Linked DNA regions of Mus musculus: region 2 is linked to region 1. The links are chromatin loops, found by intact Hi-C in ENCODE. Cell type or tissue: heart. All regions are shown on one strand. Each heading gives the region's core, and the rest is flanking DNA. Links, peaks and the distances in the headings are about the cores only. Region 1 overlaps Nav2 (neuron navigator 2). Region 2 overlaps Nav2 (neuron navigator 2).

Region 1 (14,848 bases), core at 2,625-10,624:
CACACACACACACACACACACACACACACAACCCCAGGCAGGCACAACACTCATGTGAATGGACACGGTCAGCACAAAACCAGTAAGGCATTGCATGGGGGCGGTCAGCACCGAAGAGGTCAGGCAAGGCTCATCGGGACGGAGGCACGGCTGGCCGGGTTTCTGGGAAGGGTGGCCGCCCCTCCCTGGCTAAGCTGTGTCACATTGGATCTGAGGAAAGTGCCAGCTTTTGGTGAGGGGGCATCGTCAACTCCTCCTGCAACTGGGGTCTGGGGTGCCCAAGGTGATGCTGTGGGGTTCTCAGCTCTCAGAGACAAGAAGGAAAGGCGAGGTCCATGGCTCACCCACAGGAGGAGAACTAGTCCTCCTCTATCTGAAAGGATATGGATGCCCACACAACCCCGGAAGGAGGTGTCGAGGGCCCAGAACTGTGACAGTGGACACTGAAAACCCAGGCTGAGGGAGGAGGCAAACTCTACTTAGTTCTTGCTTTCACCAAAGGACTAATTCTGGTCAAGGGAGTGGGGGTTGGGGAAAAGGGGCCTTCACAATCAACCAGGAAGAAAGGCAGACACAGGCAGGGGTTGATAGTTCTCCAAAGAACTACTTGTACAGTACACAGTGTTTGCGGACAGAAACCTGACCATTTAGACAGACGAAGGAAACAGGCGCGCTTTTCTGTGTTGCTAGCCCCATCTGCTCACTCACATTCTTGCATCTTCACTTGCTCTCACAGATCATGGGGGTGGGGGTGGGGGTGGGTGGGAGGGATGATGGGCCGGGAACAGGGGGAGGGGTGCACTGGAATAGACAGAATACCTCTCGGGAAGGCGAGCACCATGTGGAAAACAGAGACATGTGATGTATGGGTGTCCCTGGGTGGCGCTCCAAGCAGGCGCCCTCGTTAGCACCAATTCTTCCATGGAGGGTGGGTGGCATGGCTCTGGGGTGCTGGTGGCCAGACCCAAACTGGCGGGGTCTGTGCTGGGAGTAAGCCCTGCTGTCTGTGTTTCCAAGTTGAGTTTAGTCTTTTCTGTCTGGGGGGTAGTATGTGGAGGGATGCTGTTGGGTTTCAGGGCACCAAGTGGAATCTTACGTTTAAAATTTCCATTTAAACCCTTTATATTTCAACAGTGAGGATCCTTTCCCATGAAGTATTTTCAGTGTCTCACGGAGGTCACGGCAACAAGGCAAAAAAAAAAACGAGGATGAGGGTAGAAGAGAGGCTAGTACAGTTGTCACTGTCGGAAGGGGAGGTCCTGGGCTGCTCATGCGAGGGCAGAGAGCAAGGGACGAGGAGGGGTTCCTGCTCCCGCTACTCTGCTCTGGCTTCAAGGCTGTGGCAGCCAGGGCTGGCTCAGGAAGTCATCTTCAGAACGAAGTGGAGGATGCGGGGTGGGATGGAGCGAGGGAGAGTGGGGGAGTCTCCATCACAGAGTGGACTCCAAGGACGAGTCCAGGATGTCGTCATGGTGGCTGTTGCTGTTGGAGTCGCTGTCATAGCTCTGGGGGCTGGAGTAGTTGGCCGCCTCCTGCAACCTCATCAGCATGTTCATCTGTGGGGAGAGCAGAGGGGTTGGAGTGCCTGCCAGTTGGCTGGGAAGCCCACCCTGGCCTCTTTGGAGCCCCCGCCACCTACTCCAGACTCACCCCGCAGGTCAGGGCTTACCAGAGAGGCTGCAGACAAGAGCACAAGAGTCCTGGGCTCAGATTCCAGCTTCCCTGCTTACCCTTCCATGACCTTGAAAGGTTACTTAGTCCTTTTCTGTGGCATTTCCTTACTGCTCAAACTTAACTCAATAGTTCCTGCCCGTCATGTGGAGGTCTGGGATGAGCTAATATATTTGCCACACTGTGAGTTAAGTGGAAAACCCTACCAATGCCATCCCCACGGCTGTCGCTAGCAGCCTTGACATCTGAGGCATAAGGGCCTCAGTCACTGCCACAGCCTTTGGGAGGGGGAGGAGCAGCTTGCCAGGAGCAATCATGGTGCAGGGGATATGCGCCACACCACGTACCAAAGCACCCGAGCCTCCCTTGTCCCGTGCGTGGACCAGACGCAGGGCTGATCTCTTGGGGAGCAAAGGACATGGTGTGCTGACCACTCAAGAACAGCCCACCCGCTGCAGAGCAAGCTTTTGAATATGTTTGGCCCAGCGAGTGGCACTACGTGAAGATGTGGCCTTGGAGTAGGTGTGTCGCTGTGGGTGTGGGCTTTAAGAACCTCTTCCTAGCTGCCTGGAAGTCAGTACTCTCCTAACAGCCTGCAGATGAAGATGTGGAACTCTCAGTTTCTCCTGCACCATGCCTGCCTAGATGCTGTCAAGCTCCCACCTTGAGGATACTGGACTAAGCTTCTAAACCTGTAAGGCAGCCCCAACTAAATGCTGTCCTAAGAGTTGCCTTGGTCATGGTGTCTGTTCACAGCCGTGAAACCCTAACTAAGACAGAGTGTGAGCTGTTGCCTGCCACCTTTACCTCAAGTGGAGAAAGAACCCAAGCCTAACCTCCTAACCTCCTCTGGCAGCCATACAGCAGTTAATTCTCTGCAGCAGAGAGGGCTACTCACTATCGAATACCCCCAGTCAGTCCAGATCTCAGGACGGATGACGCAATGACCTTGCTAGCCTCAGTAAGACCCACATGACCTTGGCCTTGAGAAATGTCTACTGGATCCGGCATTCCCTTCAGACCCTGGGCAGGATAGCAGCGTTGAATTCTTTTAGTCAGCACCTATTCACAGCCTCAACACGGGGTGGCTGTGCTGCAGCAGCGACTGGCAGGACGCAGACTACCGAGGTCACCTGCTGGCATTTATTTAGTCCACTGGCTCCTCACGAGGGCTAGAACAGGTGATGTGGCTGCCTTCCAGCCCTGCCGCCCTTCTGAAGAGTGTTCCTCCATTATGCAATGCAAGCAATACTCTTTGTCCGACTTTTGTCGCAGCTGCCATAGAAGTGAGGGGCGGGTTTCAGGCAGGCTGACAGCCATATCTGGGGGGACTTGGGCACACTTCCTTCCTTCCTCCAAAAAGCTCCTATGGCTTTTTGTTGAGTGAGGTATAACTTGGCAGCATTGCTATGCATGAGTCTAGAATTGATTGGGGCTTTATCATTGCTACCCAAGGTCTGTCTGTTTGTCTTCCTCTTTTTTTTTTTTTCTTTTTTAAGTTTCTCTTGTCCCTTAGCAAAGCATGGTTCAGTCTCATCCCACTAGCCAGGGTACCTGGGTTGGGGCTGTCACGCCTTCTGCTTGTGTCTCCTGGTCTTAAAAACCTCTCATTGTCTGGCTTGGGAGCCAAGTCCCTAGTACTCTCTAGGACAGTATATGGCAATGGTACCATCTCAAATCAGAGGACAAACAGCGGGGCAGAGGACATTCAAAGGGGAAGGAAATAAAAACATCGAACGTTCAACCTTATACAAGAACAACTTCAAGTGAAGTTAAAGGCCTTAAACGGGAAATGCACACCATGGAAGAAAATACCAGAGAGGAACGTCCTGTCCCTATCAATGGGGTGAGTCCAGCCTTCCACAACAAGCTTTTGCCAATCTCCCACACCCCAAGAGCTTTGCCTCCCACCCAGCCCATGGCTGCCACTCCCTTCAGTGCTGTCAACTCACCAGTGGATCTCCTTCAGTGTCGCTGGGGGGCACCTGCTTGCTTGTTGACCCCTCCCGAGGCAGGGAGTAGCCATCGAAACCCACGTCCTCAGGCCGGAGCTGCAGGAGTGGGGGCCACTCGTGCTGCTGTGGGCTGGCGGCCCATGGGTAGGTGTCCATTACCCACTTGGCGGGGTCCTCCCAGGGGGCACGCCTTCCGTAGAGCTGCAAACAGGCAAAAACGGGTACAGACTGGAAGCAGGCCGAGACTCTCTCTTGTTGCCCCAGTTCTGTAGCTTAATGGAAAACCTCCTAAACCAGCATTCTGAATAGCATTATGAACTAGAGAAATCGTCCAGGATAAACACAGCCAATGGGTTAGGTGCTCAGTCTAACAGACTCGGGCTCACTCTCGGCTCTTAACTAACCTTCCCGAGTCACCTCTAGAATCCCACGGGTTAAGCCCACTCAGAGATTGGGTTCTGGGCAGCAACATGGCAAGACAAGGGTCTGATGATGAAATAAACCTGTATTTTTTTCTCTCTCCTTTTTTTTTCATGCACATGTGTGCTGTGTGTGCGCATGTCCACATGTGCACAAGTGTGCATGTGGAGGCCCGAGGTCAATGTTGGGAGTTTACTGGGTGTCTTCCACACTGTGCTCATTGAGGCAGTTGGTCAGCTGGACCCAGAGCTGTGTGATTCAGCTAGTGTACCTGCCAGCATGCTCTGGGGGTCTCATTTCCTCATATTTTGACCATGGAAGTAAAAGGGGGACCCCATAGCTATTGGGAATTTACATGGGTTCTGGCGATCTGACCTGTGGTCCTCTTCCTTGCTGCTTGTGTGACACGCACACGGACAGCTGAGCTATCTCCCCAGGTCCTGAACCCCCATTTTTCAAGTATATCTGACTCTCAGAGTGCTTCTGTGGGCACGTGAGTCCCTTTTTAAGTACAACATTAAGAGAGGACACTGTGCACGGGCAACAGTGATGAGATCTTTGCTGGCTCCGGATTCTCAGACTTGCCAGTGAGAGGAACCGATGTAGTCCCCAAAGGGCGAGCTATACCATCTCTTAGTTTTACAAGGCCAACAATATCCTGCTTCGAGGGTTCTTTTCTCAAGCCTTGAGGCCCTGACCTGGCAGTAATCTTAATGACTGTTCCTGACAGCCTTGTGAGATGTATGTATTCTTTAAAGAATGGAAACCTAAGCTGGGGGGCTTCTCACAGCGAGGCTCTGACCACTGTGAGGCTGGGTCTGGCGTGTCTGTTTCCTCTGCGTGCCCTGGGTGCCAGGGGCCAGCCATGAACAGCAATGATGACTCGAACAGAAGCATCGCCCCATGGCTTAGAGATGGGGGAGCCCCAGAAGAGCCATTGCAGATCAAGTCTGCTACCCTCTGGCCACTGGCATCAAAGCAGACATGATAGGGCATGCTCACAGACAGGGCAAGGCAGGGTAGGGTTGTCTGGGCTGTAAAGAGGTGCTTCTACAGTGACTTCAGGGTACATAGATGGAAAATTCCAGACACCACCTCCCTGTGAGCCTCTTCTAACCTCTTGGAAGCTGCAGAGGGGAAATGAAGAGGTAAATAGTACTCAGACCAATACATAACGGGGTCCAGCTCTGGTCCAATGGACCCACACCTTTGAAAGTTACAGTTTCTCAACTGAAAAAGAGCCCGTCTACTTAACAGGTGCCCTCTCTCTTATCTGATGGGACACCAGAAGCTAACGGCACTGCTGATGTGAAAGGTTGGAAGGCAGATCTGGATTAGAACCCAGGACTCAAACTTCCTTCTTGGGGCCTTTCCCTCTTACTTACCCACGGGACCACTTTGAATCAGCAGAAACGATATTACTGGAGCCTGAGAGCGGGGCTGTTCACCAGACCTCCCCATGTCAGCCTGGCCTAAGTTCATCATTCGCTCTGGTGGGTCCCCTCTCCCCGAGTCCCCTGAGTTACTCCAGGTCTTAGAATCTGATTTCTATCCAGGATGCCACCCACACTACCCCCACCTTAGATAAGCCCATCTCTTTATATTAGTGGCTTCCTCCTTCACTTTACCTCAGCACCTCCTATGACATTATCTTGTCAGATGTCAGCTCATTGTCTCCCCCATACCCCAGCCTAGCCTCTAGCCTAGTTTGCTGCTACAGCTCCCTTCATCAATCTTGGTTCTTGAATTCAGTCCAGCAGCCTAAAGCAGTTCAGTATGAGCAGGAACGATTTGGGAGAGGGGCGGGTGTGGACCCATGTGTGGATCAGGAGTGAAGAGGACACAGAAGTGGCTGGGGATGGTTACAGCTGAAGAAGCAAATTCAGATTAGAAGCCTCTCCCTACCGGGCCCTCTGAAGGAACAAGACTGCCTTTCCAAGGGGTCCCTCAAGGCCTTAGAACCACTAAGGCTGAGGCTGAGCATGCCCTTAGCACTCCTGAGGCCCAGTGGTTTTGTCCACACTTGCTCTTCATCCTTAGCCCCTGCACTATAGGCTCAGAGAACAACTGGGTTTCCAGAAACCAGGCCAGTACAATTGTCCCATAGGTCAGATTTTTTTTTCCCATTTTTTGGAGGGGAAAGCCAAAGCTGGCACAGGGGACTGCAGAAGGTGTCAGAGGACCTTGGTAACTGAGGAAAGGTCTCTGGGTGTCCTTCTGCAGCACCTGCCCTTAACACCCCCAGTCTACCCCCAACACCAGGCCTTCTGAATTGCTCCGCTCTGCAGACACCAGACACACTGGCAAGCGTTTCTGATGACAACGGGGAATGGGACCTGAGACTGAGTCATAAGGTAAGCATTCGTAGGTGCAGCAAACATTAGCTGTAAGAACAAAAAACATTTTCTTTTTTACAACCCTTCCTACATTCCACAGGATGTGGTCAAGGCCAGGTGGCCGTGAGTCAGTCTAAGGCAAGCAGAGGAAGTGTTGTGCAGCTTCCGGGCTCTTCTGCAGACTCTGGAGGGCAGCTGGACAGGCAGACAATCACTTTCCCCAGGGAGGAGGAAGCTGGTCTACTACTGGCTCAGGAATTAAGGATGATGCTAAGACACTGGAAACTAAGATTTGGGCTGCTGCGAACCTCCTGATCCTACAGGAAGCACAGGACTCCTGGATGTGCACGGCAGCACCAACATTCACATTTAGGAAGCACTTCTAGGCATGACTTACACACAGGTGACTTTCATTCACATATTCCAGAAAAAGATACTACCGCCTGCATGCTCTCCACTAGGGGGCGATGCGTTGTCATGTCCTGTCCCGCCCACACGCAAGCATTGCCTGAGTCTGATGGTAAAGGCTGGTGCCTGCAAGAATGACTTCCCTGTATTCTTTCCCTGTCTCCCCATGGGCAGCCCTCTTTCTGGCTCCTAACATGTGACAGCCCCCTTTGGAACCTATTCTGAGGTCTCCACCTCTTCTCAACTCATAGCCTTGGCTAAGGAAGGGCACACATGTTCTAAATGACAGTGTGCTTCCCTAGTGGCCACTGTGCAGGGGAGAGGTGAGGAGGGAAGGACCCCGTATGGTACCTGGCACACACTCAGCTTTCCCTCAGAGGGAGCCAAGGAGAGAGGGGAAGTGAAATGAGCTTTTTAAAAAATTAAGGACTTTTCTCATCTAGTGAAATCACAGGTAGAACCCTGCCTAACACTAAACCAGGCACAGCAGTGCACACCTTTAATCCCAGAACTCAGGAGGCAAAGGCAGGCAGATCTCTGTGGGTTCAAGGCCAGGCTGGTCTACACAGAGAGACTCTGTACCAAACAAACAACAGCAAAATAACACGTGTGTTAGCACGTGTCTACAATCCCTGCATGCTGGAGTTTGAAGTAGAAACATCAGAAATTCAAGGCTAGCCTGGGCTATATACAGAGTTCAAGGCCAGCTTAGGCTATATAAGACACTGTGCTTAAAACAACAAAAACCACCGGGCAGTGGTGGCGCACGCCCTTAAGGGATTAAGGAGGCAGAGGCAGGCGGATTTCTGAGTTCAAGGACAGCCTGGTCTACAGAGTGAGTTCCAGGACAGCCAGGGCTACACAGAGAAACCCTGTCTCGAAAAAAAACAAAACAAAACAAAAAAACACCAACAAAAACCCAGCAAACCCAACCAAAAAACTTTGCTTCCTGGCTACCTATAACACTTGTAAGTTACAGGAGACCCTAGGATGGCCTCATTGTCACAAAGTAGCTGTAGCTGTCACATTGCTCTGGACTCCAGCCCTCACTCAATCATGGTGGTCTGCTGAGGGAACTATGTTAAGGTCAAAGCTTTGGCTGGCCTTGGGTTTTCTTCCCTGTATTCTCTCAGGGCTGCAGGAGTGCCAGGACCCTGGTGTAAAGCCTGGTAGATCCTCCAACTTCCACCTTAACCCCGACAAGGAAACACGGCCAATCCTTATGAATCAGCAGACTTCAGGGCCGCCTCCTGTACTAATTTACCAGGCAGAGCTAGGAGATTTGGGACAGGGTGGTACTAGGCAATCCTAACCCAGCTGTCTCCCTTCACTGCTTCTACACTGAGGACATGTCCTTCAGATGACCTCTAAGAATGACACATCCACTTGGTCCCTGTCACAGGCAGGCCCTTCAGCAGCAGCCACTTTGAAGCCCCTCCTATCTATGCCCTTTGCTCTTGGCTGGATGAAGAGGAAGAGTCCCTTCTGCAATGGCTCCCTGAGCAAAGGAATCATAGGTGACTTCCCAGCTATGCCTGAAACCTCCCTTTCAGTTCACCTCCAAATGGGAGGGGCCTTGGTGCCACCAGCCACTGGGGACCAAGGGGTCAGCTCAAGAGTCCTCTTTGTCTCCTTGGACACCTTGGGTATCTTCGCTCAGTCGCCTCTGGCTTTTCTCAAGTGACTCAGGTCATTCCCCTTTGGTTATCAGAAGGACCGCTCGAGGCAAAGAGGACACAAGTGGGAGAACGTATGAGGAAGGAGGCCACAGGGGCAGCAGTAGGTCCTCCAGACAACCATCAAGCCACCCCAAGCTCCTCGGTAACTCCTAAGCTGAGTGACAGCAGTGGGGGCTCCCCAGATGCTACTGGATACAAGAGATGTGCAGCCAGGAGAGCCCGCCAGAACCACCTGTGAGGGGTGCTGAGGCTGGGCAGGCAATATCCTGCCTGGCCTTGAGGTCGAAGTACCTGGGATGAAGTTCAGAAGGTGAAGATTCAAATTCCAGATCCTCTGAGCTTTGATTTCTCTGCAGTGTCTCAGAACCCAGAGTCTTGCCTGTGCTTGGTAAGAACTTACAAGGTAACCTGCCACTACAACCTTGAACTTACAACCTACCTCTCTTTTTCCCAAGTGTAAGATTTTAGGGGGTGTACCATGATGCCTCATTGAGGCTTTGCTTTTATGATCTTTGGGCCTCAATTTTCTCCTCTTGAAAAACTTTAACGATAAAGCTTGGCCCAGATCTTAGGCCTAATCTAGGACTTGAACCACATAAGACAGATAAACAAATCAAACCCACGTATCTGGTTTGATCTCTTTTACATTCCCACGCTGGAGGCTTGATGGCCATGGTTTCATTTAATCCTTACAACTCTCTGTGGCAGAGTAATGCTGTTATCTCCCCTCCCGATAAGGCAGAGACGGTGAAACGCTTTGCCCGGGAGTCACAGTGCTAATGAGCAGCTGAGCCAAGACTTTCAAGCAGCTGTCGTTTCCACCGTGTGCCATTCGGAAGACCACGCAGGAGAGCATGGGGCACTCAAGTCTGAGGAAGTCAAAAGGAGCATGCTTCTCACCTGGAGTCCTTCTCTGACAGCTTCCAGGAGGTAGGGGATTATGGAGTAGTTCCACAGGTCAGTGAACCACACTCTGGAACCATCCACATCAATGGGACATGACAGGAAGAGCCGGGGACCTGGGGACCACAGTGAGATACATCACAACTGAAATGGGGCAGGGTGGGCTCCCCATTGTAAGCTTCCCTCATAAAAGGAATACTGAAATCTCTAAGTAATGGTGGGGCTGATGGCTTGAGGTGTGTCCCTCTGCCCTTCTTTATCTCTGAGGACAGCAAGACATCTCTGCTGGGAACTGTCCTGGCCAAGACCCAGAGGGTAACATATGAGGGAGCCAGGGCTCTTGGAAGACCACTGCCTACGCTATCCTTCCATCAGCTTGCCCCAGCCTGCCTGGCCTCCCACCTACCGATGGTGACATCTGAGGAGCTGTGGGCCTCCAGGAAGCGGTTGAGGTGATGCCAGACCTTCGGGATCCAGTTGATGATCTTCACCAGCTCTGCATTGCGCACCCGCCCACTGATCTCCGTCTCCATGAGCTTCCTCCTCAGGAAGCGGCCGAGGAAACCCTTCACGGGCTCCGTGTGGTTGGCACAAAGCACCCACCTGGGAGAAACAAGGAATGCCTTTCAGTCGCAAGGATGCCCAACGAGATTGGCAAGCCTCAAAAACTAGAGTGTCTGGGAATGGAAAGGTGAGTATACCTACTGTAGTGGAGGCTACATTTAGTACACCCTTGAGGGTTGGCTTGTGTGTTGGCCAGTGAAAAAACGTGTGCAGGGTCCAGGCTAAGGTGGTGAAGTCTATCCCCTACCTAGAAAGAGGCACGGGGAGCCGTGAGGTTGCTGAGTGAAGCCAGGGCAAGCTGTGTCACCATCTTGATGGAGATGAACTACCCTTGGAGGGGAGCCCAGCCATGAAGGATTCACAGAGGATAGATAGAATTGGCAGCTCCACAGACCCTGCTACATGGGGACATTTAAAGGCACAGGCCATCACTGCTCATGCTGAATAGAGGCCAGGACACATGGCCTCAACTGCCTCCTGATACTGACCCAGTGACTGAGAGTCACAGAGGTCAGGGTGTAGGCTTCTGTTCTGACTGGTGTATGGCTCTTATGTTAGGTTCCCTGAGCCTCTGTTTCTTCATTGTAAACCCGATGGGTAAATGGAATTACGTAAGGTCGCTGTGAGAACTAAATGAGCTAACCTGGAGGAAACGCCCAACAGAAAGCCTAGCCCACACCAGATGCTCTGAGAGGGCTGAGCACCCACCATTCTACCTGGATGAGGGGCCAGGGTACCTCACCTGAAGTTATGATGAAGCTGCAGGTTGGGGGTGGAAGAGGTAGCCTGGTTCATCGTGCCGATGATGTAAGGGCTGTTGGGAACACAATGTGAGAAGCCCAGAGTTAGGGGTGAGCTGGAGAGCAAGGGCTTACAGGCAAGGGACTATGGTCGTCCCACCCCCTCCCCCTCTGGCTGTGCATTCAACACTTCGCTGTCACGATAGCCTGGCTCACTGTGTGCCCCCTGCCACCCTCCCCGCCCAGAGGTCTAGAGCCCCCTTTACCATTTGTGGTATTTGCAGTTAAGCAGCCCGTTGAAGATCTCGCCCAGAGAGCTGACGTGGTGCAGGTTGTCCAGGATGATCACCAGAGGCATATCCACAGCGTTGTTCTCGCTGTTGCACTGGTCGGCCAGGTTGGACAGATACTGGCGCAGCTCCTACGGGGGTCAGCAGAATGAGCTTGGAGCGGGAAGACTCACGTGCTCCAGGCCTTCACTGTCCAAGGCCAAGGCAGGAAGAAGGTACCCCTTATGAAGTCACACTGTGGACACCACCTGAGACCTATCTGTCACAGGGCATCGGTGTGGTGCTCCAGGGATGCCGTGAGCATGGGACATGGAAGGCCTGTGGTGGTCTGCCTCCAGCCTCTTATAAAATGTCTGCTCAAGGCCTTTTTAGTTTTTAAAGATTTATTTTATGTATGTGAGTCCACTGAAGCTGTACAGATGGTTGTGACCCTTCATGTGGTTGTTGGGAATTGAATTTTAGGAGCTCTGCTGGCTCTGGTCAACTCCGCTCACTCAGTCCCTGCTCGCTCCAAGCTCAAAGATTTATTATTATACATAAATACACTGTAGCTGACTTCAGATGCACCAGAAGAAGGCGTCAGATCTCATTACGGATGGTTGTGAGCCAACCATGTGGTTGCTGGGATTTGAATGCAGGATCTTCAGAAGAGCAGTCAGTGCTTACTCAGGGCTGCTGAGCCATCTCTCCAGCCCTGCTCAAGGGCTCTTGTTTTCCCTGCTGTGCATGTGCACACAGGCATATGTATGCATCTACATGTGTGTACCTGTGTGTGCAGAGGACAAACTTGAGTGTTGTTCCTCAGATAGGTACCATCAACCCTGTGTTTTGAGACAGGGTCTCTCTCCCTCTTTCTCTCTCCCTCCCCACCCTTCTCCCCCCCCCCCCCCCTCCCTCTCACCAAGCGGGTTAGGCTGTCTGTCTGATGAATCCCCGGCATCTGCTTGTCTCTACCTCTCCAGTATTGGATTATAAGCAAGCCATCGTACCTAATATTTTTCTTTAAAATGTGGATTCTGGGACATCCCAGCCTATAGGTCCAGTTTTTAATTCCCGCTTGACCATTTCTTTAGGAAACTATCATTTCTTGCTATTATGCTAATTTCCCAGGTTTCTGAAGGCAGGTGTCTCATCTTTTGCTATCTCCAAAGCATCCTCCTGGGAGCTAACTCTGCAGAAGTTATTGGAGCAGAAGAGGTTCCAGCCACATGTAAGTGCTGCTGGGTAGTGCTCTGAAAGATGGGAAAGCAAATAGGGGCAGGTGAGTCTATATGCCCCGGGACCAGCGAAGGACCTGCTGCAACTGAACCTTGACGGTTATCTTGGTTGGAGACTGGGACGGCCCAGTGTGCCTGGGTCAGGGCTACTCATCAGAAAAAGACACAAGGATGGAACAGCAGGGAAGATGGCTTTCCAGAGCCTCTTGAGGGGAGTCTGATGACATCACTTAGGACACCCATGGGGACTTAGACTTAGGCAGGGTGGTGAACTCTGTGATGAATGGACTGTGATTGGCTCCTTTTTACAGAAGTTAAGGCATAGAGCCAGGCCACCATCCTGAGACTGTACCAGGGGTAAGTGACAGGCTGGGTCAGACTGAGGCCTGTGAGAACTGCCCAGCTACTGGGGGTGGGGGGGCGGAGGGGATGGTTCCTTCGTCTCTTACAGGTGCACACCTCTCCAGGCTCCCCTTTCAAGCCAAAGTTCAGCTGGCTCATGAAAATGTTCCAGGTTTTTCCCTCCTCTCGACTGCTGCTCACCACAGGCAGATCTCTTGGTTCCTTCTCATTTGGAACTCTTAGCCCTCTTAGCCAGCCCTGCAGTGCATGGCTTAGCCACACCCCGCATGGACACTCTACCCTTGCAGGGAAATGGATCAGCTTGGGCACAGTTTGCCAACCACCACCTGGCCTTCCTTCACTCATCCACTCCTAAGCTGTAGACAGAGAGATGAGAGCTTTTTCTCACCCCTCCCTACATCAAAAGCACAAGAGGAACCGGTAAGCAGGGCCGATAACCACGGATATAAGTAACAGGCCTGAGATCTAATCTTCTCAGGTGCGTGAGATGACTCATAAGGCAGAGGAGCCTTTTCCAAGTCACTTTTGATACTCCAGGCATGCCGCGCCAACACGTAGCAGGTAGGAATCACAGGCTTCCACTGTATCGTGGAGGATGGGTAGATGAATGAATGGATGGATGAATGAACAAATGAATGAAGGACATTGCAACAACCTTTCGCAGGCCCCCCGCCCCCCAGCCAGGACCAGGTCAGACTCTATGGCTCCACTGTTCACTATGAGGGGTGATGGAGCTGGCTATGCACAGGCCTCTAAGATCTCAACCAGGGTCCCAGTACCAACACTTAGTTGGTCTGAGTTGTGTCTAACATGTGACAAATATCCTTCAAGCTGCTGTTGTCAGTCCTGCAACACGGAGACAAGGACAACTAGAGCTTCAAGGGCTCTGTGAGGACAGTTTGCTGTTCATGTGACAGACATCATCAATGTCAGCCAGCTGTGATTGTTGTTATTGGTGATACTGTTGTCTCATAAAATGTTTTACTTGGGGAAAAAAATAGTAACGCCCGGTAGGCACATGTTACACTCTTGGCGAACTAGATACGTCTGAAGGAGCTATCTCTGTGAGTGGACAGGATTGACTAGCCCCAGATGGTCCTGGCTGAGAGGATCTGACTCAAATTGTCCATTTCTGCCAGCCCTGTTCTGAGCTCCTTTCCTGGCCTTCCTAGCATGGAGGGCTTGACCATGCTCATAGTGACAGCAGCATTCAAAGAGCCCAACGTGCAGTGGGCTCAGGGTGGCCTCCTCACCTTGCTGGACTTGTGGTCCACGTTAAAGGTCGCAATGACGCCATCTGTCAACTCCCGTCCTTCCCGAAGTACCACGTACTCAGAGAGCCGGTTGGCCAGGTAGGTTTTCCCAGTGCCGCTGGGGCCCGAGAGGATGATCCGCCGGTGCTCCGTCAGCAGGGATACGTAGCGCTGCAGGATGGGCTTGGGGATCAGGGACTCAAACACCAGAGAGTCCAGGCTGTTTTCCGTGAGCCCTGTTTGAGAGAGATGGGGAGGGCTTAGAGTTGGGCGAAGAGGCTAGCTCTGGCATCATCTCTCTGCAAGACAACATCCCTCTTCATGACATCATCCTGTTCCTCTTGGTCGTCCTAAGACTCCTGCCCACCCAGGGACACTGGAGGCTGAGAGCTCAACATTGCTGCTGTAGGAAGCCACCCTCCTGGTCAGCAGCAACTCCAGTTTTGGGCTCCCTGAACTCTGGACTCCATCTGCCTGTTAGCTCTGGACTCCATCTGCCTGTTAGCATTTGCTAGCCTTGTAGTGCCTACCTCAGTTGATGCCTGAGTCTTGCCCATCCATGTCTCCCACGAATCTAGGTTGCTTCTTCTCTCTCCTTCCTGCCAGGCACCAAGCTGCCCACACTCAGGTGTGCCCAGAAGGCAGGGCAGAAACAAGGTGAAACCAGGATTTGAGAATGGGAATCCGGACTGGTGGGCCTAGACTGAAATCTTACATACTGAGGCCTTTGACCGGCACCAGCTAAAAATGGAAGCTTCTCTCTTCTTTCCATCTGGGACAACCTCATTAGCCACTTGTTGGTTTTAAAAGGATGCTCTCAGAGTCAGGGAGATGGCTCAGTCAGTAAAGGGGCTTGCCTTACAGGCGTGGAAACACAAGTTCAAGCCTCAGAATCCACATAGAAATAAGCGGGTCAAGGCAACATGTACTTATCATATCAATGCTAGGGAGGTGGAGACAGGATTCCTGGGGCTCACTGGCCAACCAGCCAATAAGAGACCCTGTCTTAAAAAAATCAAAGTAAACGGTAATTCCACTCAAAAACTTCC
Region 2 (14,848 bases), core at 2,897-10,896, 48 kb after region 1:
AGTCACCAAGAAGTGCCTGCTCTATCCCAAAAGTCCTTTCAGCCTTTCTTAGAACGAAAACCAAGAAGCAGAAGTATGTCTCTTGTATTCCCTTATTACTTGGGATTTTCTACTGGGAGCAGAGCACACTGAGCCTATTCCCCACTGTATACGGGGACCGAGAGCTGAGGGAGTCGTTCCTACACTCTGTCCTGCTATTAGCAAAATGGTTCCAACAGAGACAGTCCCCGTCCCCATTTCCCCCCACCCCACCCCCCAGGCCGGGTCCGCAAGTTCATGAATCCTCATCTTCAGCTTGGACGTCGTGCCCACAGGCTACCACGCACAAACGGCAGCAGCAGTTAGCAAAGAGCTAACCCTTGCAAGTATTATCTCTGAATCCTTACAGCTCCATGAGCCAAATGTTAACCATTTTCATTTTCACAGTGAAAAAGGGAGACAAAAAGGTGAGGCATCCGGTCTAAGCTCTGGCACCCGAGGAGGGGTAGAGCTGGGGTTCATCCTTGGTCCGCCCACCTCCCCTCTCTTCATCACTCCTTGCTCAGCCTGCATCCGGCCTCCCACAAGCCCAGTGTTTGGAGAATGGGGCTCCTCTAAGGCAATGTCTCAAGGGAAGGAGCAGAGGGTGAGAGAAATGAAGTGAGTTATGAAGGTAGCTGACAAAGCAACCGGTAGAACTTTCCTTCCATAATTCTGATTACAAGGAACAAAGCTATAAATGTCCATGGTTGGCAGCCTGAGAAGGAAAGAAGGGTAAAAACTGAGAAACTCTATCTTGAGACAAGCTAGAAAATACTGGATGGGAACAGGGCTGCCTGCCCCCCTCCCCCGAAGCTGAGGGGCACAGGGAGATGAACTCAGTGCAGTCTCTGCCAACAAAGTGAGCCAGCAACAGGGCTGGAAGATGGAGATGCATGCCAAGAAGTCATGGCCCAAGGCCAGGAGAGAAACCTCAGGCAGCAGAACTCAGTCAATGCTGAGGGTCCGCAATTGCTGCAGAGGCCTCCTCCCTAAGTATCCCGAAAGGTTACCTGAGGGTCAGAGCTTCCTAGTTGAGAGCCCCTCATCCCTACCCCGGAGGCAAGGGAAGAGTTGTAGTGACCAGAGGAGGGAGCCCCATCGAGTGTGCTGTGCCAAGAGACCTAGTATGGCAAATTCCTTCAATTCTTACCTTCCTCAAACCCATCCCGGAAGGAGCCTGACCGACTCATTGTTCGGCTCTTCTCATCCAGAGACATGGAGCTGTTCCGGAAGCGGCTGTCGGTGTAGGGGTCATACTGGCCGTCTGCGTTGGACAGGCTGTGGGTCCTCAGCATGGTTGGGTTGGACAAGCTCATCTGGGTGACAGCGGTGGGGCTCGCTGGAACCAGAGGAGCAGAATGAGATGCTGGGTATCCATAGCTCTGTTTGAATCCCAGATGGGGTATCGGGAGAGGCTGCTTATCGCCGGCAGTGTGTGTGTGTGTGTGCCTGCCAACTTCCCTCCCTTGTCTATTTCTAAAAGGTAGTCGCATCAGCATTTGAGTTACAGGCTTAGAGCTAAAAATACGGGAGGGAAGGCGGGTCAGTTCCAAAGCAAGGCTCAGGGCCTCACGTTCCAACTTGGCACGTTCAGGCAGGCCAGTGTCACCTTCCAGGCATGAGCTAATTACTCCCCGGGTTCATCTGAAACAATTCTCTGTAAAGCCAAAAGCCCAAAATAGTCCAAATAGGCTTTTGATCAGATAGGAAGCATTTGCGCATGACAAGGGCCTCTCGCTGCAAAGAGTTATGGCTGGGAACAAACACTACAAGCGTGGGTCTCATGGCTCAGATGGGAGTCACCTCCCAAGAGCATGCAAAGAGACACACTTCCCTGAGCTAGGCTGAGCTTCCTCATCAAAAGCCCTGCCCGTGTTGGCCAGGCATGCTGTATTTGGAGGTATACACTTAATAAAGAGCAAAACTACACGTCAGTGATGACAAGATACAGGCATCACTTAGACTGGATGGGAAGTCTAGAACACTCACAAAAGCCTCTTCTAAATGGTGAGACCAAAAGGGTTTTCTTTCCCTCCAGTGACCAGTCCTCAAATACCCACCTGCATTCCATTACCTCACGCATCCGCTGATAGCAGGCACCCGACTCTCCTGTAACTCAAGATGGAATCTCTCCTGTCGTCTTGCTGATTTGCTACAAAGCTTTAGACTGTTCTCTCATACTTTTGTCTGTCGAATCTGTACCTATGTGTCTGTCTCTAATAGAGAATCCCTCAGCATTCCAGCAGGGCCCAACACAAACCCTTCTCCCCTCTCAGCGTGCCAGTCAACACATTATGTCTGCAGCAGCCATTTCCAAGAACACTTGTTCATTAAAACTTATTTCTGGCTTCATAAAGGAATGGGGAGTAGGCTGGAAAACGGTCTCCTTCACGAGGCCCGAGAAGCAGGATGCACCCAGAGTAGTGGGGAGGTATGCCCCCGCCCCCTACAATCTTCCCTATACGAACCGCAGGAAAAAGACTATGTATGTGGGTGTGTCTGACCCTCAGATTTTATGTTATCTACTAAGTCCAGGCTCCATAGAGTACAACTGAGTTTCAAAAACCTCTCACACACACAAATCTCATAGTGTTTTAAGGGTTGGCCTTTTTTGTGGCCATCCTAAGTCGCATGTGGCGAGAGCACCCAGGACTTTGTGATTTTTCTTTGTTTCCTTGACTGTGTGGCTGAGGGCCGATTAAGATATTGAGAAGGGCCGGGCGTGGTGGCGCACGCCTTTAATCCCAGCACTTGGGAGGCAGAGACAGGCGGATTTCTGAGTTCGCGAAGCCAGCCTGGTCTACAAAGTGAGTTCCAGGAGAGCCAGAGCTATACAGAGAAACCCTGTCTTGAAAACCCAAAAAAAAAAAAAAAAAAAAAAAGATATTGAGAAGGATGTGGCCACGTGCCTGTTTCAAAGCACAAAAGAACCTCAGCCCTGCAGAGTGGACCGGTGCGGCTCAAGCGGCGACTCACCAAGCTGAGAGAAGTTGAATCTTGTTCCTGAAGGAGAAGTGACGCTGGAGCCGGAGGAAAAGGGGGAATTGGTAGCAGTGTCCTGCAGGCCCCCAGCTGAGTGGGACCGGAACCATTCTTTGGCGTCTTCCTGCGTGCGAAGCTGGGAGGTGGGTGTATACCTGGAGACAGAAACCAGGCTGGAATGAACAGCCCTTATGAACACACATTCCCTACAGCCGATGGGGAGTGTGTACAAAGAAAGCTATATTTAAGATGGGGGGGGGGGGGGGGAGAAAAAGCTCAGATCACTGCACGCCCTGAAACTTATGAAGTTTCTCAAAACTTTTTTTTTTTTTTTCCTACTTGGCTGCATCTGGGGAAAATTATAATTCCTTTCAGCTTGCAGGGAACACCTAAGAGGGAGAAAGGCTGGAAATGTTCAAAAGAGCCATCCCTGGGTGTGACTGGAACATGCTGGTTCATGACAGGGTCGCCTCAAAGCCCCCTCCCTGTCAGGAAGAGGGGTTGTTGTTAGTGCTCTGAGGAAGTTTTAATGAGCTAACTGCTGGCATGTGCACGCTGCAGAACCAGTGAATGGTCACGAATCACTGTGTGTTAGTGGGTGGCATTTGGAGAGACCTGGGGTGCTAGTGTTTACAGTAGCTGCTGCAGTTTGTGTGATGCGGGGTCTCGAATAGCCCGGGCTGTTCTTGAATTTGCCACATAGCTAAAGATGACTTTTAACTTCTGATCCTCCCGCGTCTATCTCCCAAGTGCTGGTATTAGAGGCATGACTAATTGTGTATACTTTACAAAATACAGGGAGTTGTGGGCTGAACTCAGGGTTTTCTGCATGCTACACAGGCACTTTACCAACTGAGCCACATGTCCAGCCCCTTAACTGCTACAGTGTAGCACTGACAGGTTTCAGGAAAAGAACCACACACTGCTGTGTCAAATGTGGGGAAGTCTTCAGGAGTCATGGGGTCCACCAGCTCCGGTATCCCAAAACTGGAAGATTTATCGAGCATCTCTGATAGGTTAGGTATCATTACATGCATCATCTAACTAAGGTTTCAAGTTAGGAACGCAACATAATGGATCCTGCTATACGCTCTGGGAAACTGGGGACCACAGGGCTGAGATTCTAACCCATGCTTGTCTGATTCCAAACTCCGCGCTCTTTTCTCTCTTCCCTTAGGCAGCGCCCAGAACTTCTGTAGTACCCACACTGCTGGGGTGGCTGCTGATCAGGAATTTGCTACCCAATATGAGTGTGTTGAGGAGGCAAGCTAGACAGAAAACCAGTATGAATGAGAAGTCTGTTTTCACTCTTGTTGATGGCTATACACCCTCGAAAGGCACATCGGGTGCCTGGAAATAGTTGTCATAAAACCCCATCCTGAATGTTTAGACAATCAATTTTAAAAATCCAGAACTACATAGCTTTAATAGATCTCCTACAGACATGCACACAGCATTTCAAAATGTAACTACTTAAAAGTTAGCTTCCTGACTCTTTGGGTAACAGTGGGTCATGAATTTCTCTCGGTGGGTGGAGTGCTTGCTGAGGGCCCAGGAAGCCCTGGGATCAATGGGCAGCACTGTTGGTGTAAGCCTGCAATTCCAGCACTTTGAGAAGTGGAGGCAGGAGGATCAAAAGTCCAGAGATCATCCGCAGTTACATAGCAGGTTCAAGGCTAGTCGGGGCTACATGAGACCCAGTCTCAAAGACAAGGGACAATGGTGGCATCAGTCATTAACATATCCAGCGGGACACACACGATGGAGCAGAACTCTACTGGGAGGCATCAGTGCATGCCTTCTTGAGTTGATACCCACCTCATGTTAACAACGTTCGAAATGCTCTGGGTCTTAAGAGCCTTGGGTTATTAACTAGACACACACAAGACAGCAACACGACATTTCACTTCACGTGAAAATACTTAACGCTTAATGCAGGGGGAAGCCAGGGCTACAAACAGCAAGGCTTTTTTTAAAGAAGGCAGAACTGACAGAGGTCCACAGGGATCGTGAGCGAACTGAAGCACCTCAGGCTGGTGACAGTGATGACATGATTTGAGCAGTGGTGACTTAGAGCATCCTGCTTCATCAGGATTAGCACCAACAAGCAGCAGAGGCCTGGCTTACTACAGAAGCAAAAGCATTCTTTTTTGGTTCAGTTTTTATTTTATTTTTTCATTCCACCAAAAACCAATCATATGCATTTCTGGATGGGTATTAATAGCTGACCCACTCATTAATTAGGACATTAAGACAACTCTTAGTGATGTTTCATAGCCACAAAGGTATTTTTAAGTTATTATTATTATTATTATTATTATTATTTGGTGGTGCTTGGGATTGAACCCATAGCCTTATGTAGAGCAGGCAAATGCTCTAATGCTCTACCATGGAGCTGATTTCCAGCCAGAAGCAGCTAGAGTTTTAAAATGGGGTCAGCTGACAAAGCCGCATGCTCTAAGTCATGTTCTCCTTTGGAAGCGGCTGTGTGTATACGGACAATCATGACGTGCTCAGCACCCCTCCTGCCGGCCCACCAGGAGCAGTCACTGTTCCTGGCTCAGGGATGCTGGTGGTGAGATGGCTCTGCCACATGAAACTTCACAAAGCACAGACCCTGCTCAAGCAAGTAAGCCACAAATGGAGAGATGAGAATGAGAGAGGGGTCTGTCATCCAAAAATCCAGCTGCGGTGGCCAAAGCAGGGACCCCAGCCGAGCCCAGCCCAGCCCAGCAGCAATGAGGATGACACAGCCAAGCTCCACAGCCACAACAGATGGCATGGGTACAAGGAGGGGACAGATACCTGAGTCCTTTCTTAGGCAAAGTGTTCCTATCAAGGTGCGGGTCACTGTAGAAAAGTTAAAACAAAATCAAGAACTTCAGAGAAGCACAGGGGACTTGAGAGAAGGAAGGCAAGAAGGCTGGGGAGGGGCACGAGGACCCCCAAGGGGCAGGCGCCCACCACCAGCCAGGCATGCAGCACGTCCACACAGTATACAAAAGAAACCTGGTCCTGTCTGCATCCACGCCAGTGCATACTTTACCCCACTTCACAAGGTGGCCTGAGTCGTGAACCCCAACTGTTCCTCCTTTTCCACAGGTTCAAAGCCAAGGCATGGGGCTGTATCATCTAGGAGCATGGTCTGTGCTGCCCTGTATCCCACCTATTGTACCCCTCAGCTCCCCTCCCGAACCCTGCTGCCTCTGGCAAAGGTTTCAAGAAGGGGCAGAGACTCATTGGAGGGTTTCAAGAGGCAGCAGTCTGCATATTTGGAATTCATGTGTGATGAAGTAAATTCCAGGTCCCTCTCAATGTCTCCTTGTTCCTGCCCAGCAAGGGCGTCGCCAGAAGCTGAGCCCTGGGCAGGAGCCTGGGCATGCTGGAACTTGCTGGCTGATAGAGTCAAGGCATCTGAATGTCTAAAGTGCAGGGGCTTGGTGTCTAAGTCTGACAGAAACAAAGTTTGTGCTGTGGATGGGGTGAAGGGGGTTTCCATTAATTTTTTCTCCCCCTAAGCATGAAACAACATCTGCTTGTTATGTTTGGCCAAGCCACCACTCCTCCAGAAACTCGGGGTCAACTTCCATCTCTGAGGCCCACCCACGGCTTGGGGCAGACCCAGGCTTCTTGAGTTGTCAGAGCCCCAGCCCTCTAGGCACTCCGTACCATTATCATTGCTGAATATAGACACACACACAACAGGATACTAGGAACGATACACGGTGAGCCAGACGGCAGCAAAAGCGTTCAAGGGAGAAGAGTCAGCTGGGCTGGGAGGGGGTGGGGTGCGGGGAAGAGACAGAGGTTGAGGGCCAGGCTGCACAGTAGGTGGCAGAGAGTATCCGGAGGGGTAGGGAGGAAAAAGCAAGACTCGAGGCAGGAACATGCCACAGACACCATGGGGATGCCAGTGAGAGCCCCTGCAGCCCTGGCTGAGCATTGGGATTTGGGATGGCCACCCACTTGCCACCTTTCCCTGGGCTTTAGCAGACAGTGGAGCAGGTCCTCACTGGCATGCCTGGCTATCAGAGTATACCAGAGTCACAGACACAAGCGGGAACCTCAGGGCCAACAGCCTTGCACAGAACAACTGGCTTGACAACACAATGGACAGGCAGAAGAACCCAGAGGCTCGGGAGGCCTGCAGTGTCATTACCTGTCCTGTTTCCTGGGCAGAGTACTTCTGCAGAACTTAGGGCTAGCAGCAGGGGAAGAGAGAGGGCTAGAGGTCCAGGCAAGTCGAAAACAAGAGAAGGAACATTAGACAGAAGGAAAAAGAACTGTTATACACAACCATCAGAACACTCTTCTCACTCCCAATGCTGACCCCAACTTTGCTTCCCCGTGGCTGGTCCAGAAACCAGACACACCCCAAGACTGTAGCAGACTGAGTTCTGAGGACTCTTGCAGGTTCTCCATCGCTTATCATGGTGACACCAAGCATCCCCAGCTGTTCCCAGGTCACCTGTCCTGCTCACTCAGTTACACCAAAAGAAGAAAGAAGAAGCTGAAGTTGGCAAGCCCTCGGCAACGGGAGGGCTTTCCGATGCTGAGTGTCATTTCAGACAGTAGCATAAATCTGTCCCATCTGGTGGCTCCAAGCACCAAGGGAAAGAGACAGCAGGAAGCAGTCCAGATGAGCTCTCTCCTAAACTGACTTCCAGTGGAAAGGAAGACTTATCAGAAAGATCAAAACCAAGCTGGGCATGGTGGTGCACACCTTTAATAAGCACCTGGGCGAGCACTGGGGTCTGGGATGGCCTCCCACTTGCCACCTTCCCTTGGACTTTAGCAGACAATGGAGCAGGTACTCACTGGCATGCCTGGCTATCAGTATTTGGGAGGCAGAACAGGTGGATCTCTGAGTTCAAGACCAGCCTGGTCTATAGAAAGAGTTCCAAGACAGAAAAGTGGGGGGGAGAACCTGCCAGGTAACAGCGAAGTAGTTTTTAGATCCCTAACCTCATGTCTGTATCTAGGGAAGGAAATCTTCCTGAGGGCGTGGCACCAACCTTTCCGACAGTGTGGTCTTCACACTGCTGGTGCGGACAAAAGGCATCAAGGAGTCTTCCTTAGTGGAGGCCACTGGACCAGGGGAGGAGTTGTGGCTCAAGCCCCCTCCGCTGCCGAGGGATATGTCAATAGACTCACAGCTGGTGTGCAGGCTGCTAACAGACTGGAAGCCCAGGCCGTCCTTGCTCACTGCCGACGAGCTGGTACCCCAGGTGAGGCTGTTAGAAGGGCCTGAGTGGGCTGAGCTGGGACTGGACGCTAGAGGAGACTGGTTGAGGTCCACGTTCTTACTGTAGAGAGGGCTGCTGCTCCCACTGCTCAGGACACCGCTCCCTGAGGGGGACTCTAGGTTACCTTGCTGGGTCAGGGTGGCATGAGGGTTGGAGATGACCACTGCACTTTTCATGGTTTCGGCTGTGGCGATGGGCTTGGTAGGCTTCCCACCAAAGAGTCTGCGAAGAGACAAAGGGTTGTGTGGGACAAATACCTGGGCCAGACCAAGGTGTGCAGAGCTCCTGAGGCAGAGGAGGCTGTGAGACCCTTGGAAAGGGCAGTGGTCTCTCCTGCAGACTCACTAGGGTCTCTCTAGAGAAAGCCTTGAGGTTAGTTGGGGCTGGATGCCGGTGCTTCCCAGGGACATCTTTCTAGCTCTAGGCAGCAGCTGGGATCCAGCTGTAAGCCCAGGTGACAAAAAGGCTTTCCCATAGACTCAGCCACACCCCTCGATTTTGCTTCCCCTTTCTTTCTCTAGCCCCTACCCAGGAATCTTCTAGAAAGAAAAGAGTTTCTCCTTTCTGTGATACCTAGTGTATGAAGCCTTGGGACTTGGTTTCTTTGGTCTCTCAGCATAATACAAAGGATCAAGACCATGAGTCTACACTGCTGGGAGCCCAGGAGAAATATGGACACGGGTGTATGAGTCACAGAAAGGCAGGGTCCCAGAGAACCTGTGTGTGCTAACACCATACACAGAAATGTGCTGGGTCCACAAGACATCAGACTAAGCAAACCGGTACAAATTACACCTCTGAAACAGGCACATTGAAATGTGATGCCTTGCTATGCCACCTTCTGCTCGGTCCTGCACATGTGACATCTGTACAGGGAAGGCACGGGGCCCTTCTCTTTCATGGGCAGAGAGCCCTCTGGTGAAACCTGCTCCAAGCCAGAGGGTGAATGCAAGGGATCTAATCCCACACTCAAAATGCCGTGAAGGGAACACGTCGCCCTGATAACTGACAAGAAGACTACATACACGTCTTGACAGGCAGATGGGCCTTTCACCTTGTTGCCTGGAGTGGTTTGAGTCTGACTTTGAAGCAGTCCTTCAGATCACAGTATCTGTGAGCCACAAGGGGGATATATAACCCTCACTACAATATCTAATGGCAGAATCAGGGACTGTGCTATCCTGCTCTGAAATCTGGGCATCGGGAGATACCCTCAGCAGCTGCACCTCCCTGTTAACGGACAACTCTTTGGTGACCAGGCTCTTTCCATCGTTAATCAAGTTAACCTTTTTGCCTGGCTTCCGGCCCCACATATAAATGCACGTGCCCTCCTGTCTGAATGCTTGGAATCACTTGAAGGGAGTTACCCATCTCACTCCACTGAGGTCTTCTCCTTGCCACACAATAAATGCACAGCTAGAACCCCAGAGAGACTTAAGGAAAGAGTATGTTAGGAGCTCATGTGTTTTTTAAAGATTCCTGTACATTAGCCTGAAGGTCTAGCAAATGCCACTGTAGCCTCCACAGGAAATCTGAAGACCACATTCCATTACCTCGAGTCTCCTCGAGGTAAATAGTAGGGAAAAATTTTCACTGATGTGCTAGTGTGATAAAACAGCAAAGAACAGCCCAATAGGACCTTCCACCTTAAAAATATGATTTCTGGAGTCCTAATAATTAAGCCTAGACAGGGTACACCACAAAGATTCTTTCAACCTTTGTGTGGCGCTCTTCTGGGATCTTCAGACGTCCCTGTTCATCCTCACATATGAGTCCTGGGACCCATTTCTGTTGTCACAAGCATCATTCTGGGGTCTGTCACGGCCCAGAAGGCAATGTGAGAGCTATACAACTGCCATTCAAAAATGGGCCAGTGAGGACTGGAGAGATGCCTCAGTGGTTAAGAGCACTGGCTGCTCTTCCAGGGGTCCTTAGTTCAATTCCCAGCAACCACATGGTGGTTCACAACCCTCTATAATGTGGTCTGATGCCCTCTTCTGGCATGCAAGTGTACATGTAGATAGAGCACTCACATACATTAAATAAAGAAATAAACAAAATGTTAAAAAATGAGCCAGTAGTGGGGCTTGGTGGCTCATGCCTTTAATCCCAGAACTTGGGAAGCAGAGGCAGGTAGATCTCTGTGGGTTTGAAACTAGCCTGTTCTACACAATGAGTTCCAGGACAGCTATGGAGAAGAAGAAAAAAAAAAAAAGAAGAAGAAGAAAGAAGAAGGAAGAAGGAAGAAGGAAGAGGAGGAGGAGAAAACCAAAAAGAAAAGGGTCCTGTGAGTGATGTAAAAGGAAAAGTTAAAGGGCACATTTACTACCTTGAGAAATTCCATCAAGTAGAGAGCTATGGGGAAGACATTCTTTCCAAAGGGGCTAGGAAGTCCATTTTTATTAGAGGTTAATCTGCTTTTAGAGGTTTATATAAAAGAAAAGGGAACAGCCCAGCTAAAGAGATGCCTCACTGTGTAATGCCCTCACAACCAAGCAGGAGGACGGGATGTCTGAGGCCCAGAACTCACGTGAAGGATGAAGAGGAGTGTGGTACCCACCTGCAATCCTAGACTATGAAGGCAGAGGTAGAGGATCTCATGAGCAACTCAGGCAGGGGCATGCTGGTTAGCAGACTAGCCCGGCTCTGGGCTCAGCAAGAGACTCTGCCTCAGTAATTAAAGCAGAAAGCAATCAAAGAAGACACCGACTTCAATTTCAGGCGTCCCTGTGCATGCACATACATGTATGAGCCTACACGCATGAACACACATACACACTTATGTCACACACGCATATACAACAATATTTTTACAAGCAAACATTTCAAATATTTGTCCATGTGTTATAAAAGAACAGGAGGCTATAGAGATAAGAACACGATGCAACTCCTTCCCTTGAGCTACAGTCTGGGTCTAAAAGTACGCCAGGACCTCACTCTCAGCGTCTGTAACTTTCACTGAATGCCTTCCATAGCCAAGCACAGCCGCAAAGATGAACTTTAGTAGGAACTCAGAGGGAAATACTGTGGACTCCAATGAACAGTAAGAAAACTGAGGCAGGAATCAGAAAAGTGATCTGAGAGCTAATTAAAATAAAGTCAAGAAGCATGGTTCTAGAACTTTCTGTTTCCCATCCTGGCATGGAAGAAAAAAAAAAAGCAGAGTACAGACCCGTCGGCAGGAGCTGGCCCTTGAACTCAGCGTTACAAAGAGCGAAGGCGCCGCTAGAGGATGCTTTACACCACTTACTCAGGCCCTCCTCAGCCCCGTGCTTACCTGCGGAGTGTGGGAGAGGCCACATCTGCATACTTGGTCCCTGGCTGCAGAGTGGCCTGAGCTGAGCTGGACACCGGCTGGGTGGCTGGGTTCACTTTCACAGAGTTACAGGAAGCCACGCTCTCGCTGTCTGAAGAGATGCCTTTCTCCTTGTCCGTCTGGTTGACAAGCCCTGGTAGGGAGCTGCCAAGGGATGCTTTGGAGGGCTCCCTCAGCTTGGGCACTGGCAGGCCTGCCGACTTGCTGCTCATGTTAGAGTCGATGCTGCTGGTGCTGCATCTATTCCCTGCTCCATTCCGGCTGTTGGACTTGCTGGGCCTAGGCAGGCTCCGGTACTGTAAGTTCGTCCGGGAGCTGAGAGACAGATACCCATCATCCTGGTTTGGGGCTCCATCCATGCTTGTCTTCCGACCCGTGGGCCGACCGACGAGGGCGGACGACTTGGGGATTTTACCCAGTGTGGCAGACCTGCTGGTGACGGTGGCCCCACTGGCTGTGATCATGGCCAGCCCAGCAGCAGAGCCGCTCTGTTTCTTGAACCCAAAGCTGTTGGCATTGACCGTGGGCGTCCTAGAGCTGCTGGGGAGGGTCTTTTTGGATTCATCCCCGCTGCTGCGGCCAGCATCCGATGGGGAGCGCTTGACCTGGGAAGCTTTGGGCGAAAGCCTTCCCTTCTCAGACACCTTGGCGTCATCTGTTTTTCCTAAGAGAGAAACCAGCAAGGTCAGACCAAAACCCTGACGCTGCTGGCTACTGTGTTTAGGATGGGTACCCCTCTAAAGACTGTGATCGCCCTGAAGGGGAACAGGGCAGGGGAAGTCAGGAGAGAGCTTTGCACAGAGATAATCTCATCTGTTGCAGTTGCTCAGGGTCTTTTAGAATGCGTTGCTGATTTTGCTCTTTTCTAAGCAGTCTCAAATGACCCGAGCGGAGCAAAGCCAGGAAGCGATTGGTACCTCCATGCACACAAGACTCTGTCATACACTGTCCTCTTCCCCCATGTCTATGACATGGACCCTGACATTTCTAGGGTACAGCATTCAACATACCAATATAACCTTGAGGAGCTTGGACTAGTGTGTGAACTTGATGGTGAGAGGTGAAACTGAGTACTGACCAGTTGATAGGCTGTGACAAAAGCTTCACATGGTAGCACTGTCGATGCATACACACCCCTCCTCAGAAAGAGCCAGGGAAGCTAACCTTTAAGGAAGCCGTCGTGGGGGCTGGAAGAGGCAGCTCCCTCAGTAAAGCACTTGCCTTACAGACATGAGGGACTGAGTTAGAGAGCCCAGAACCGACCCTTAAAAAGGCAGTTGTGGTGGTGTATATTTATAATCCAAGTGCTGAGGAGGCAGAGGCAGGAGGATAGCCACCTAGCTTACTAGCCAGCCTAACCTACTTGGTGATCTCCAGGCTAGTAAGAGACTCTGGCAAAAAGAAAGGGGGGGGGAGGAAGAGGGGAAAGGAAGGGAGGGAGAGGGAGAGGGAGAGGGAGAGGGAGAGGGAGAGGGAGAGGGAGAGGGAGAGGGAGAGGGAGAGGGAGAGAGAGGGAGAGGGAGAGGGAGAGGGAGAGAGGGAGAGAGGGAGAGAGGGAGAGAGGGAGAGAGAGAGAGAGGGAGGGCTGGAGAGATGGCTCAGCGGTTAAGAGTACTGACTGCTCTTCCAGAGGTCCTGAGTTAAATTCCCAACAACAACATGGTGGCTCAGAACCATCTGTAATGGGATCTGATGCCCTCTTCTGGTGTGTCTGAAGACAGCTACAGTGTACTCATATTAAACAAACAAACAAACAAACAAACAGAACTGGATGTAGTGTTGCACGCCTTTAATCCTAGTATTTGGGAGGGAGAGGTAAAAGGGTCTTTGTAAGTTCGAGGCCAGCCTCATCTACAGAGTGAGTTCCAGGACAGCCAGGGTTACAATATGGGACTCGGTCTAAAAGAAAGAGAGAAGAGAAGAGAAGAGAAGAGAAGAGAAGAGAAGAGAAGAGAAGAGAAGAGAAGAGAAGAGAAGAGAAGAGAAGAGAAGAGATGGGTAGATGGGTAGATAGGACAGACAGACAGATAGATGATAGATATATAGATAGATAGACAGACTGGTAAGATTAGACAGATATAGATGATAGACAGGTAGATGATAGATATTCGGAAAGATAGATAGATGGTAGCCAAAACAAAAAATGAATAGTGGGAGGGGGTGATGGTGTTGTAGAACAATATCTGAGATTATCCTCTGGTGTCCTCACGCATGTCCACACAGTATGTACTGGCATACTCACACTTGTGTACATACACCACACACATGTGCACACATACACACACACACACACATGCATACAGCTATGCATACACACCACAAAAACGATTGTGGGCAAAACAGCAACCTGAAGAAGTTACATGTAATGTAAAGCCACCACTAAAGTCACCATGATTTGGCCTCTCACTCACCAGTCCCTGGAGTCTTCAGTGTGCCCGTCGGAGCCGATGGCTTGGTCCTTGGCATGGTGATGCCCACCTCTGCCGTCATGCCTCTCCGCCATGAGCCTGTCTGTGAGAGGACTGGATTCTTCTTGCCAGACACACTTTTGTCCGACTCATCAGACATGTCTGAAGGATTCCGCCTCCACTTGGAGCCCGGCTCCATCTTCACACCACTGTCTGAGCCTCCATCTGATTTCTTGATGTCGTCACCAGACCATAGGGAATTCCTCTCCACCTGTGAGTGCTTCTCAGCGTCAGTCTGTGGACAGGACACATGCTGAATTAGAGCTCACCCATGCACGCCGAGACAATACGGGGACTACTTAAGGACTTTCGACACCTCGGACATCTGCTTACTTTGTGAGAAAGTCACAGCAACCTCTACTTTTTTTTTTCCCCTGTAAGGAAAGACTAATGGAGGAGAAAAAGAGAGCAAAAGGTCTGGGGGGAAGAGGAGGCCAAGGGCCCCAGGAGGAAAGCAAGCAGAGTAGAGGGAGAGGTGATAAGAAAGGGGCCATTGACTCTGCCACTTGCAGACAGCCACCTCTAGCCCTGATTAAATCCCCACCAGCACCAGCCTGTCCCCTTCCCTTTGTTCCCAATCTTCCTGTCGTTCCACTGGCAGGGAGAACTTTGCATCTAGCTCTGCAGACAGTCTAACACACCCAAGCAAGGGAGCAAGCAAGCCTGCAAACTCCTCAGATCTGGGAAACATTCAACTGGCAACAGCAACTGGGCTCACTCCCGCCCAGCTTCGTCTCTGAGCTTTTGCTCCCCGTGATGCCAGCCTGCGTTCTCAGACAAGTAAGATAATTAGACAACACTCTTTGGAAGAGCCT

What was found. A loop is a pair of places that touch in the nucleus more often than their neighbours do. Peaks named below come from ENCODE experiments on the same cell type or tissue, not always from the same donor. Only the 100,000 strongest peaks of a DNase experiment are listed, where the experiment ranks them.
Region 2: it touches region 1 in a loop (5-fold over the local background); 1 of 42 quality-filtered maps calls a loop at or near these places.

The regions. Positions count from the first base shown.
Region 1 is chr7:49,593,404-49,608,251 of GRCm38, reverse strand. It overlaps Nav2 (neuron navigator 2), which reads right to left. Exons shown (of 39, transcript NM_175272.3): 33 at 13,800-14,035; 34 at 10,943-11,097; 35 at 10,679-10,750; 36 at 9,779-9,975; 37 at 9,370-9,488; 38 at 3,624-3,827; 39 at 1-1,556. The coding sequence ends at 1,431. Among named protein-coding and RNA genes, the nearest start is that of Dbx1, 36 kb to the left of the region's middle. In heart, for the core only: a CTCF peak has its summit at 6,837 (motif pointing right); DNase peaks (open chromatin) are centred at 2,851, 3,781 and 6,865; H3K27ac peaks cover 525 bases.
Region 2 is chr7:49,545,220-49,560,067 of GRCm38, reverse strand. Nav2 (neuron navigator 2) reads right to left here. Exons shown (of 39, transcript NM_175272.3): 13 at 13,977-14,268; 14 at 11,527-12,229; 15 at 8,019-8,471; 16 at 7,163-7,228; 17 at 5,809-5,853; 18 at 2,998-3,158; 19 at 1,172-1,360. It overlaps Gm32694 (a long non-coding RNA gene), which reads right to left and starts at 541. Exons shown (of 2, transcript XR_003946637.1): 1 at 1-541. In heart, for the core only: no CTCF peak of the experiment used is centred there; no DNase peak of the experiment used is centred there; H3K27ac peaks cover 3,372 bases.